Regions from separate parts of the Homo sapiens genome. Here region 1 is linked to region 2. A link is an interaction called in ENCODE POLR2A ChIA-PET data of the cell type or tissue named here. Cell type or tissue: GM12878. All regions are shown on one strand. Region 1 overlaps SH3KBP1 (SH3 domain containing kinase binding protein 1). Region 2 overlaps SH3KBP1 (SH3 domain containing kinase binding protein 1).

Region 1 (5,000 bases), 120 kb before region 2:
GCAAAATGAGGCCAATGCCACCTACTTCTCAGGGTTGTTTAAAGGACTGCATAGATGTCTCCACTACAACATTTGCATAGGTAACTAGGGCGTACTGATTGCATTAAGGTCCTAATTCTTTTTTTTTTTAACTTTTATTTTAGGTTCAGGGGTACATTGTGCAGGTTATATAGGTAAACTCATGTCATAGGGGTTTGTTGTACACATAATGCAAGCAAGATACACAGAGCAGCTTAATGTTGTATGCTGCTGGGGTTTTGTAGTAATTTGTTATGCAGCAATATTGTAGCAATAGATAACTGATACGACAACACTTGACACAGCGCAAGTCCTCAAAAAAACGTTTAACACAACATTCAGGGAGGAAGGAGGTTGCAAATATTTTATCTTATTCTTCCATCCTGGTGAGTTAAGTGTTCTCTCTCTTTTCTCCACATTCATCAGAGCCCAAAGGGTAAACAGAAGTTTCTAGAAACATTGCTTTTTAGAGTTAGGAACACTAATTTTAAAGGACAGAGAAAGGTTATTAATTTTTTACTTATTGTACTATGTTTATCTTTAACTAACAAATAAAAATGAAAAGAAAACAGGAGAAGGAATGCTCTCTTGACCCAGAATTCTCTTACCCAAGTCATCCATCACGCTTCTCAAGAAACACACACAATGCAACTGAGACAAGGTAACATACATGACAGATCAACTGTAATTGCTAATTGATAGAATTTCTTAGCTGGTAGTGGGTAGAAGGGTGTTGGGTATTTGTCATGTTATTCTTGATCCTTTTTTATTGTGGTAAAGCATTCATAACATAAAATTTACCATCTTAACCATTTTAAGTGTACAGTTCAGTGGCATTAAGTACACTCACATTGTTGTGCAACTATCGCCAACATCCATCTCCAGAAGTCTTTTCATTTTGCAAAACTGAAATTATATACCTATGAAACAATAACTGCCCATTATCCCTCCCTCAGCCCCTGCAAACCACCATCCTACTTTCTGTCTCTATACATTTGACTACTCTAGGTACCTCACATAAGTGGAATCATATAGTATTTGTCTGTTTGTGTCTGGTTTATTTCACTTAGCATAATGTCCTCAAAGTTCATCCATGTTACAGCATGTGTCATAATTTCTTTCCTTTTTAAGGCTGGATAATATTTGTTTATCAATTCATCCTCAATGAACACTTGGGTTGCTTCCACCTTTTGCCTATTGCGAATAATGCTGCTCTGAATGTGGGTGTGCAAATATTTGTTCAAGTCCCTTGTTGATCCCTTTCTATGTGTCTCTGTTAAAACCTCATTTTGAAATATTAAACATGCTTTAAAAAATATCACTTAGGCCGGGCGTGGTGGCTCATGCCTGTAATCCCAGCATTTTGGGAGGCCGAGGCAGGCAGATCACAAGGTCAAGAGATTGAGACTATCTTGGCCAACATGGTGAAACCCAGTATCTACTAAAAATACAAAAACGTGCTGGGCGCGGTGGAACGTGACTGTAAGTCCCAGCTACTCAGGAGGCTGAAGCAGGAGAATCACTTGAACCCGGTTGCAGTGAGCCGAGATCACACCACTGCACTCCAGCCTGGAAACAGAGCGAGACACCATCTCAAATAAAAAAGTATCACTTAGCTAGCAATCTTTAGCTATCATCTAACAGGTTGAGGAGAAGGAACTGGCAGCTAGAATTTGTGATTCTATCCCACACCCACTGAAATAAATATGGAGATGATATGCAAAAGCCTTTGGAAGAGGCAGTTCAGGTTGAATATCCCTCATCAGAAAAGCTTGGGACCAGAAGTGTCTTGGATTTCAGATTTTTTTTTCATGTTTTGGAATATTTGCATTATACTTGCCAGTTGAGTATCTGTAATCTGATATCCAAAATGCTCCAATGAGCATTTTCTTTAAACGTCACGTCAGCACATAAAAAGTTTCAGATTTTGGAGCATTTCAGATTTTGGATTTTCACATTTGGGATGCTAAACCTGTATTCTGAAGCATGCTGAGCTGAAGGCAAAGTGAATACACATCTCACCACCTGCCCAACCTTGTGCAATCAAGCTGAGTAAAGACTGGCAGAAACCCATGCTGCCATGCAGTAGGTGAGAATGGGTGGTTTACCAAAGACAGAAACATTATTTTAACTTCATTACTCAACAAAATCACCATGGGGCATTCTCAGCAAAGAATTCTTTGAAGCTCTCCAGAGGCTTCTGACTGGTCATGTGGGAACTTGATTTGTTCAACAAATGTTTGTCAGCTGTAGGAGCTAGAATGGGCTGATGGTACACAGACTGGACCCCAATATTTCTTCCTGGGAACGTTGGGGAGGGTTTGCAAAGAGAGAAGTGGGATGCTTAAGCTTTTCAACATTTCCAAAAGCTTAATAACCAAATGAGGGCTCACAGGTTAAAATGCTTTGAGGACTCTATATAAACAGTACCATGACCCTGAACTGGAGAACTAGTTATGTTCTGATGAAGATAGGAACAAAAGCTTTTAGAAACCATGCCCAGCTGAAGACATACTAGAAACTTCTCAACCTTTCAACTTGCAGATGAAGAAATCGATGCTTAAAAAGGTGAAATAACCTTCCCAACATTGATAATGGCTGATAGAGCTGAGAATTATTCAGATGAAGATAATTCCAGTGAGGGTGTCTGAATCATCCTGGGCAGAAGTCATGGGGAGATAAAGGCACAGAAATGCTTTTCCAGCCTCAAGGAGATAACAGTCTGATTCCAAGCCACTGAAAACAGGCAGGATATTTGTAAACTGTTACTAAGTCTTGCTGGTTACCCCCAGGCCCACTTGCCTCTGGCCACAGAATCTTAGGGTTGAAGGGGAGGCCGTCCAGGCCTGTGTGGTTTCGTTTTCTTTGTTTCAGTACAAAGCTGACACTCATCAGCTCTAATAAATGATCACTTTCCATTTTCCACTTCAACTTGGGCTTTTGGCAGAATGAGTTCATACATCAATGTGAATGGATCGATACAGTTCATAATTTATGAACATGTGGAAGGAGAGAGACTGATCCTACAAAATCCCCAGCTGATGCTTACCTCTCTTCCTTCTTGCTGCCTAGGTTTGGTCATTTTTAAATTTATGATCACCTCCACCTGAGAGGATCAGCAGGAAGTGAGAAAAGTGAAATCACATCCTATATAAGCCTTTCTAATAAAAAGGTTTAGAGTTAAACTGCAAAAGCATTTCTGTGGGTCATTCCTGGATTTCAATGGTCCATTTTATTCCCATCAACTCTGTGAAAAGGTAACTAAGAGCTAATGACACACACTTAAATATACCCACACCCTAAGGGCCCACTCCAGAATGGGATGGTCCTTAGAAAGTATGGAAGAGAAGGATGGAGAGAGAGTCAGAGGAAGAAAGGAACAGAGGAAAGAAGGAAGAAGGGAGAGAAGGAGGGAGGAAAGGAGTCTCTTCAACATTAATGTGAATTGCACATGAGTTCTGTGCAAGAAGGGCAAGAGCTACAGGGCCAAAGCTTAGGAGGGAACATGTAAAGTTTTTAAAGTATATGTATACGTATGAAATAGAAACAGGATTTTCATTTCTAGTGTATGCTGGTTTTCCCATCCCTAACCACACAGTGCCAGACCCATCAGTAACTGAGCGATTTTTTTTTTCCTTTTTGTACATAGTTTCAACTGCCTTACCTTTTATCTCAATGATGTAGTCAAAAGTAAATTACAAAGGAAGCTAATTTCTTCAAAAAGAAATAAACTACTTCTAGTGATATTATCAAAGAGCTGCTTTAAAGCTTTTTTTTAAAAAAGGTCAAATATAAAACAACTGGTATCATTTTTTCCCTAAACAATATTTAAAAAAAATAACTATTAAGCACTTTGAGCAGCCAAGTTGGGAGAATCACTAGAGGCTAGGAGTTTAAGACCAGCCTGGGCAACATAGCAGAACTCTATTTCCATAAAAGAAATAACTATTAAGCAGCACGCTGTGTTCATTTGTTTGCTTTAATCTCTCAAATAATGTGGGCTAGCAAAGGGGTAAAATAATTAAAGGGAAAACTCAGTGGCAAACTATCTGGGAATTTTTATTTTCCTTTGTAAGGAATGACAATACCAAAGAATCCATCCAAGTGGGCCCTAGGGAGAAAAGAAGGGGGCAGAGAGGAAAAAGAAGCAAGAAGAGACTAAGGGTGGGAGGGGAGAAAAGAGCTTCTCAGGCCACCCCCACAGGGATTGTCACCTCCCTGCTCTAGTGTTACAGAATCTTCAACAAGCAAGCTGCAGGTGGTTAGAGAGATAAATTTTACCTAAATTGAAATCTTAGAACAATACTAATCATTAATCATTCATAATACTAGGTTCCTGACAGGCAAAACTGATGCATAATCACATAGTCCAAAATTAACTTTCCCTCCCTGGTCCTGATGAAAGTGATGAGGAATCAAATATCAGAGAAGGAAAAGCCCAGAAATGAAGGAAAAGCTAGGTCTGGCCCATGTACTCCAACAAAAAGGGAAGAGTACACATCTATATAGAAAATAAACTGAACTCTATACACTTTCATTTATTTTATTTTATTTTATTTATTTGTTTATTTTTTTGGTGAGACGGAGATTTACTCTGGTTGCCCAGGCTGGAGTGCAATGGCGCAATCTCAGCTCACTGCACCCTCCGCCTCCCAGGTTCAAGCGATTCTCCTGCCTCAGCCTCCCGAGTAGCTGGGATTACAGGCATGTGTCACCACGCCCGGCTAATTTTGTATTTCTAGTAGAGACGGGGTTTCACCATGTTGCCCAGGCTGATCTCGAACTCCTGACCTCAGGTAATCCGCCCGCCTCGGCCTCCCAAAGTGCTGGGATTACAGGCGTGAGCCACTGCGCCCGGCCTACACTTTCATTTATAAAACCTTGGGCAAAAGGGTAAAATCAAATATAGATTAAAATGTTCACATGAAATTGAAACCTTCCCTTGTCTTGTATACATTCTCGCACTCGCCATCGCATGTTAC
Region 2 (5,000 bases):
TTAGGCTCCCAGACATCTAATCTGGAGATACCATCTAGCATATCTGCAACACCATAATGTGCAGGTTATTAGGGAGGGTGCATTTCACGGTTTCATCCTAAGTTTCACCAATGATGTCACATAGTAATTGGGAGTCTATCAAGACAGTAACTACCAACGTTTGTAAGTCATTTGAGTTGGTACTTTTTAATATTGAACAATAATTTGAACTAAAAAGTTGCTAGTCAAGTATCTACTTCACAAATGTTTTCTTAATCAACTACATTGTAAATACTTTATTGCAGCATCAGGAAGCCACTGAGTAAGTATGTGTCTATATAGAGTAACACAAAAAAGAAGTGAAGTTAAAACCCAACATTTGCTTTCCTTTGAAGGTTATAGCTTAAAGTTCGAAAAAGAGAATAAAACCTAAATAAACTGGATTGGGTTTAAAATTTTTGAAACCTTTCCCAAAATTGAAATATGAGTTAGTGAAAATAAGTAAATAAAATTAAAAAGATCAACAGCCTCACACCAAAAGACTCCTAAGAATAATGATCTATGAAGAGCAATGTATACATTTTTTTCTGAAATAATCACATTCAGTCTCCAAATACCGTTTTTCACAAAAAGAAAGCCAGCTACCCTTAGATAAATGGCTGATTTCATTTCTGGGGCAGGAAAGGTGATAAGCCTGGGCCATCTTGTCACACCAAGAAAGCAAGGAGGCCAGCAAACACTACTAGGGTCATGTCAAAACAACTCAGAAGTGAACCTGAAGAGGCTCCCACTGGCCACAAATGGGGCAACATGAGCATGATTAACAATAACTGCCTTGAAACAGCATTGAAAGTGCACTGAAATAATAACTGCATTAGTAACAATAACTGGATTGAAAGACATCAAATTAATTTGATGTCTCATATGTTATGTGATATATCTTTCACAGTGATACTTTTAAAACATCATTGGCCACCTTTGGAAGATGCTAGGGAGCCAACTCATTGTTTTGAAACTGGTAAATTTAAAAAAAGAATCAAACATTTGTCCTGCCTTTCCTATATGAATTCAAGATAACCAAATGGTTGATGAGAAATTTCTCTGTATAGGAATATTCTGGCTAATAAAATGAAGAAGGAATGAGAGAATTGGACAATCAACGTTTTGCAACCTCTAATGCAATCAAGAACCTGAGCAATGGTCACTAGCAGCTGTGGATATTGATTGATTGATTGATTGATTGAGACAGGGTCTCACTCTGTCACCTGGGCTGGAGTGCAGTGCCATTGTCATGGCTCACTAGAGCCTGGAACTCCTGGGCTCAAATGATCCTCCTGCCTCATCCTCTCAAATAGATGGGATTACAGGTGCGAGCCACTGTATCCAGCTTTTTTTTTTAATTTCTTTTAAATTTCATGGCTTATTTTTTAAAGTTTTTGTTCAGAGATGAGAGTCTCACTATGTTGCTCAGGCTGGTCTCGAACTCTTGGGCTCAAATGATCCTCTGGCATCAGTGTCCCAAACTGGTGGGATTACAGGCATGAGCCACCGTGCCTGGCCAGCTGTGGACATTACAAAAAGAGAGACAACCAGGCATCTGGAGCCTCATGATGGAAGTGTGTGTCACCGCTGGCAAAATATTCTTGCCAACAAACGGAACCTGAATCAGATCAAGCCTCTGGATTTACCACCAGTTTACAGGGGATACAGAACGTCCGAAAATATGTTAAATGGCACTCTAAGGAGGCAATCTGCAAAATCCAGGCTGTAGGACTGTAGGCAAATGACTTAGTTTCTTCAACAACAACAAAAGCAAGGAAAAAGAGATGGCAGAACCTAGATTACAACAGACTCAGAGGCCAGGTGCGGTAGCTCACACCTGTAATCCCAGCACTTCGGGAGGCTGAGGTGGACGGATCACTTGAGGTCAGGAGTTCAAGACCAGCCTGGCCAACATGGTAAAACCCCGTCTCCGCAAAAAATACAAAAATTAGCTAGGCGTGGTGGCACGTGCCTGTAATCCCAGCTACTTAGGCGGCTGAGGCAGGAGAGTCACTTGAACCCAGAAAGTGGAAGTTGCAGCAGTTGCAGTGAGCTGAGACTGCCACTGCACTCCAGCCTGGGTAGCAGAGTGAAAAAAAAAAAAAAAAAAACAGACTCAGAGACAACCAACCAGTTAGAAAGTACAGACCTTCCAAATCGTGATTCAAACAAACACCTTTTAAAATATTTAAACTACATGTAAAAATTGGATATTTGAACTTAAATGTCTGATGATAAGGAAACACTGTTAGTTGCTGTATGTGTAAAAATGATTGTGATTATGGTTTTGAAAAGAGTCCTTATCTTTACAAAATATATGCTGAAACACTTCCGGATTGTTAAAATGCTCTACATGTGCAAGTAGAAGAATAATGTCCTACACTGAACTGAAAACATGCAAATCTTTATGCTGGCGTAACTCTAGCTGGTGTAATCACTATTTCACAAATGATTCAGCTGACCATGCTGGGCATAGCAATGCACCTGGAAAGGAAGATGGGGGTTTTAAAGGCAACAAAATATTAAATGTGTGTATTGTATACATATGTATGTTTCAATATTTGAATTTGTTATAAAGGGTACTGGGCATCTATAATTTTTTTTTCTTTTAGAGACAGAGTCTTGCTCTGTCTCCCAGGCTGGAGTGCAGAGGTGCGATCTCAGCTCACTGCAACCTCTGCCCCTGGGTTCAAGTGATTCTCATGTCTCAGCCTACTGCATAGCTAGGATTACAGGCACGCGCCACCATGCCTGGCTAATTTTTGTATTTTTAGTAGAGACGGGGTTTTACCATGTTGGCCAGGCTGGTCCCGAACTCCTGAACTCAAGTGATCTGCCCGCCTCGACCTCCCAAAGTGCTGGGATATATAAGCTACTTAAAAAATACATATAAGCTACTTAAAAATGAGTAAGTAGCACAATCAAAAGTGTGTTCTACACCAGATCTATGAGTGTGGACAAGGCCACCTCTGCCAACATTCTGAATTTGAGTTTCTTGAGATGTGTTTTACATAAGGAAGGCTGTTGTTTGCGTTGTTTAGGTGTAAAAGTGATATTGTGATTATGGTTTTTAGCAGAGTAATTATCTGTAAGAATTGCGTGCTGAAACATGACAGAAATCTGGTAGCTCACCTGGCTAGCCCTCAGCACCCTAACTCTCTGAGAACTGGCCCTTTCGTCAGGGTGCAGCAAACTTCCACAGGCATCTCTATCTGTACCCGCCTGGTACTCCACATACCCTCACTACTCAGAGGCATCCCCCAGCCTCCCCGAGACCTACTGAATCTGAGGCTGCATCATAAGATCCCCAGGACACTCACATGCATGGGATGGTTTGGGAAGCGCTGGCCCATCTCACACTGGGTTCCTCACCCAGAGATGTTAGAATCCCCTGTGAAACTTTCTCATGCCTGTCTCCTCCACACCCTGGTTCCCATCAGAATGGGGCGGGGGGCAGGGTGGGTCATGTCTAGGCTGAAGATGATCTCCCAGGTGACTCTATGTACCCCTACTACTCTCCTAAATCCCTTTTGCAGAAAGAGAAACATAAGTCTGAAGCTGAACAAAAGGGTCAGGGGGTGCTTGCAGACCTCAAGCCTGACAAGGCACCTTTCAGTGCTATGAGCCTCCAGATCTGTAGAAGTATCAAAACAAAACAAACAGCAGCAAGAGGTTCCACATTAACAATGGGCAGATCCCCTTCCTCATCATTCACTGGGGAAAAAAAAGAAAAACACTTAAAATGCAACACACGAATCCAGATGTTTCACCAGCCCCTGTCCAGAAAAGGAGGAGGAATTTCCAGATCTAATTACATGTGATTACTGCCTGTGTCCGCCACTAGACTGAAAGCTACAGGAGGACAGACAGCATGTCTGCTTTGTTTGCCTCTGTAGACCCAGGACCGGCCTGATATATAGTAGGAACTTCATAAATGTTTACCAAATGAAAATATACTCTTTTGAGACAGGGTCTCACTCTGTCACCGAGGATGGAGTGCAGTGGCACGATCATGGCTCACTACAGCCTCAACCTCCTGGCCTCAAGAGATCCTCCCACCTCAGCCTCCTGAGTAGCTGGGACTACTGGCACCTGCCACCATGCCCAGATAATTATTTTATTTTTTGTAGAGAAGGGGTCTCACTATGTTGCCCAGGCTGATCTAGAGCTCCTGGCCTCTACTGATCCTCCTGCCTCGACGCCCTGAGTAGCTGGGATTACAGGCATGAGCCACCATGCCCGGCAGAAAATATACTCTTAAAATCTTGTGTCAGGTGCCTTTATCCTCCTCACTGTATCATTTAACTGTAACGATCACTCTGTGGCCAATTGTGTTTTCCAAGATGGCTACAGCAACATCTCCTGTCCCTTGAGCTCTTCTAGAATGTGATCCAGCTGTCAACAGGAGAAATCTAATCTTCCTCCCCGGGCTTTGGAACCTGGGCAGGCTGGTGACCACTTTGACCAACAGAGTGGAGGAAAGTGATGCTGTGTGACTTCTAGGCCATATTATGCAGTTTCCAACTCACTTGCTGGAATACCCCAAGACAGCCATGCTGTAAGGAAGCCAATTTGCACTGAGACACACCAGCTGGCATGCCTAGTTACTGAGTCATCCCAGCCTGGCCCAACATGTGAGGGACCCAGCCTTCAGATCGTTCCAGCCCCCAGCTGTCATGTCCACTCCAAACCTCAGGCCTTTCCAGCCGAGGCCCCAGACACTGTAGAGCTGAAACAAGCCCTCCCTACCACGCCCTGTACAAATGCTTGACCCACAAAACTGGTAAGCATAAAATGGCTTTTTGAAGGTGCTAAATTTTGGAGTAATTTGTCACACAGCAACAGGAACTGGAATACGCTCTACAAGGTGCCTATTATTGTTCCTGGTTTAGGAAAGAATCCAACTCCCAGAGAGATCAGATAATATTCCAGCCGCCAGCCAGTCTGGACTCAAAGTCCGTCTTCTTGCCCCTGTTCCT

The links. ChIA-PET counts read pairs that join two places held together with the same protein. Peaks named below come from ENCODE experiments on the same cell type or tissue, not always from the same donor. Only the 100,000 strongest peaks of a DNase experiment are listed, where the experiment ranks them.
Region 1: POLR2A ChIA-PET joins it to region 2 with 7 read pairs; 4 of 35 experiments call an interaction of 5 or more read pairs at or near these places.

Annotation. Positions count from the first base shown.
Region 1 is chrX:19,726,361-19,731,360 of GRCh38, forward strand. The region is part of intron 3 of SH3KBP1 (SH3 domain containing kinase binding protein 1); the gene reads right to left. Among named protein-coding and RNA genes, the nearest start is that of SH3KBP1, 160 kb to the right of the region's middle. RefSeq lists an enhancer at 2,861-2,960. In GM12878, no CTCF peak of the experiment used is centred here; no DNase peak of the experiment used is centred here; H3K27ac peaks cover 2,134 bases.
Region 2 is chrX:19,847,571-19,852,570 of GRCh38, forward strand. All of the region lies in intron 1 of SH3KBP1 (SH3 domain containing kinase binding protein 1), which reads right to left. Among named protein-coding and RNA genes, the nearest start is that of SH3KBP1, 38 kb to the right of the region's middle. In GM12878, no CTCF peak of the experiment used is centred here; a DNase peak (open chromatin) is centred at 2,451; H3K4me3 peaks cover 504 bases; H3K27ac peaks cover 4,765 bases.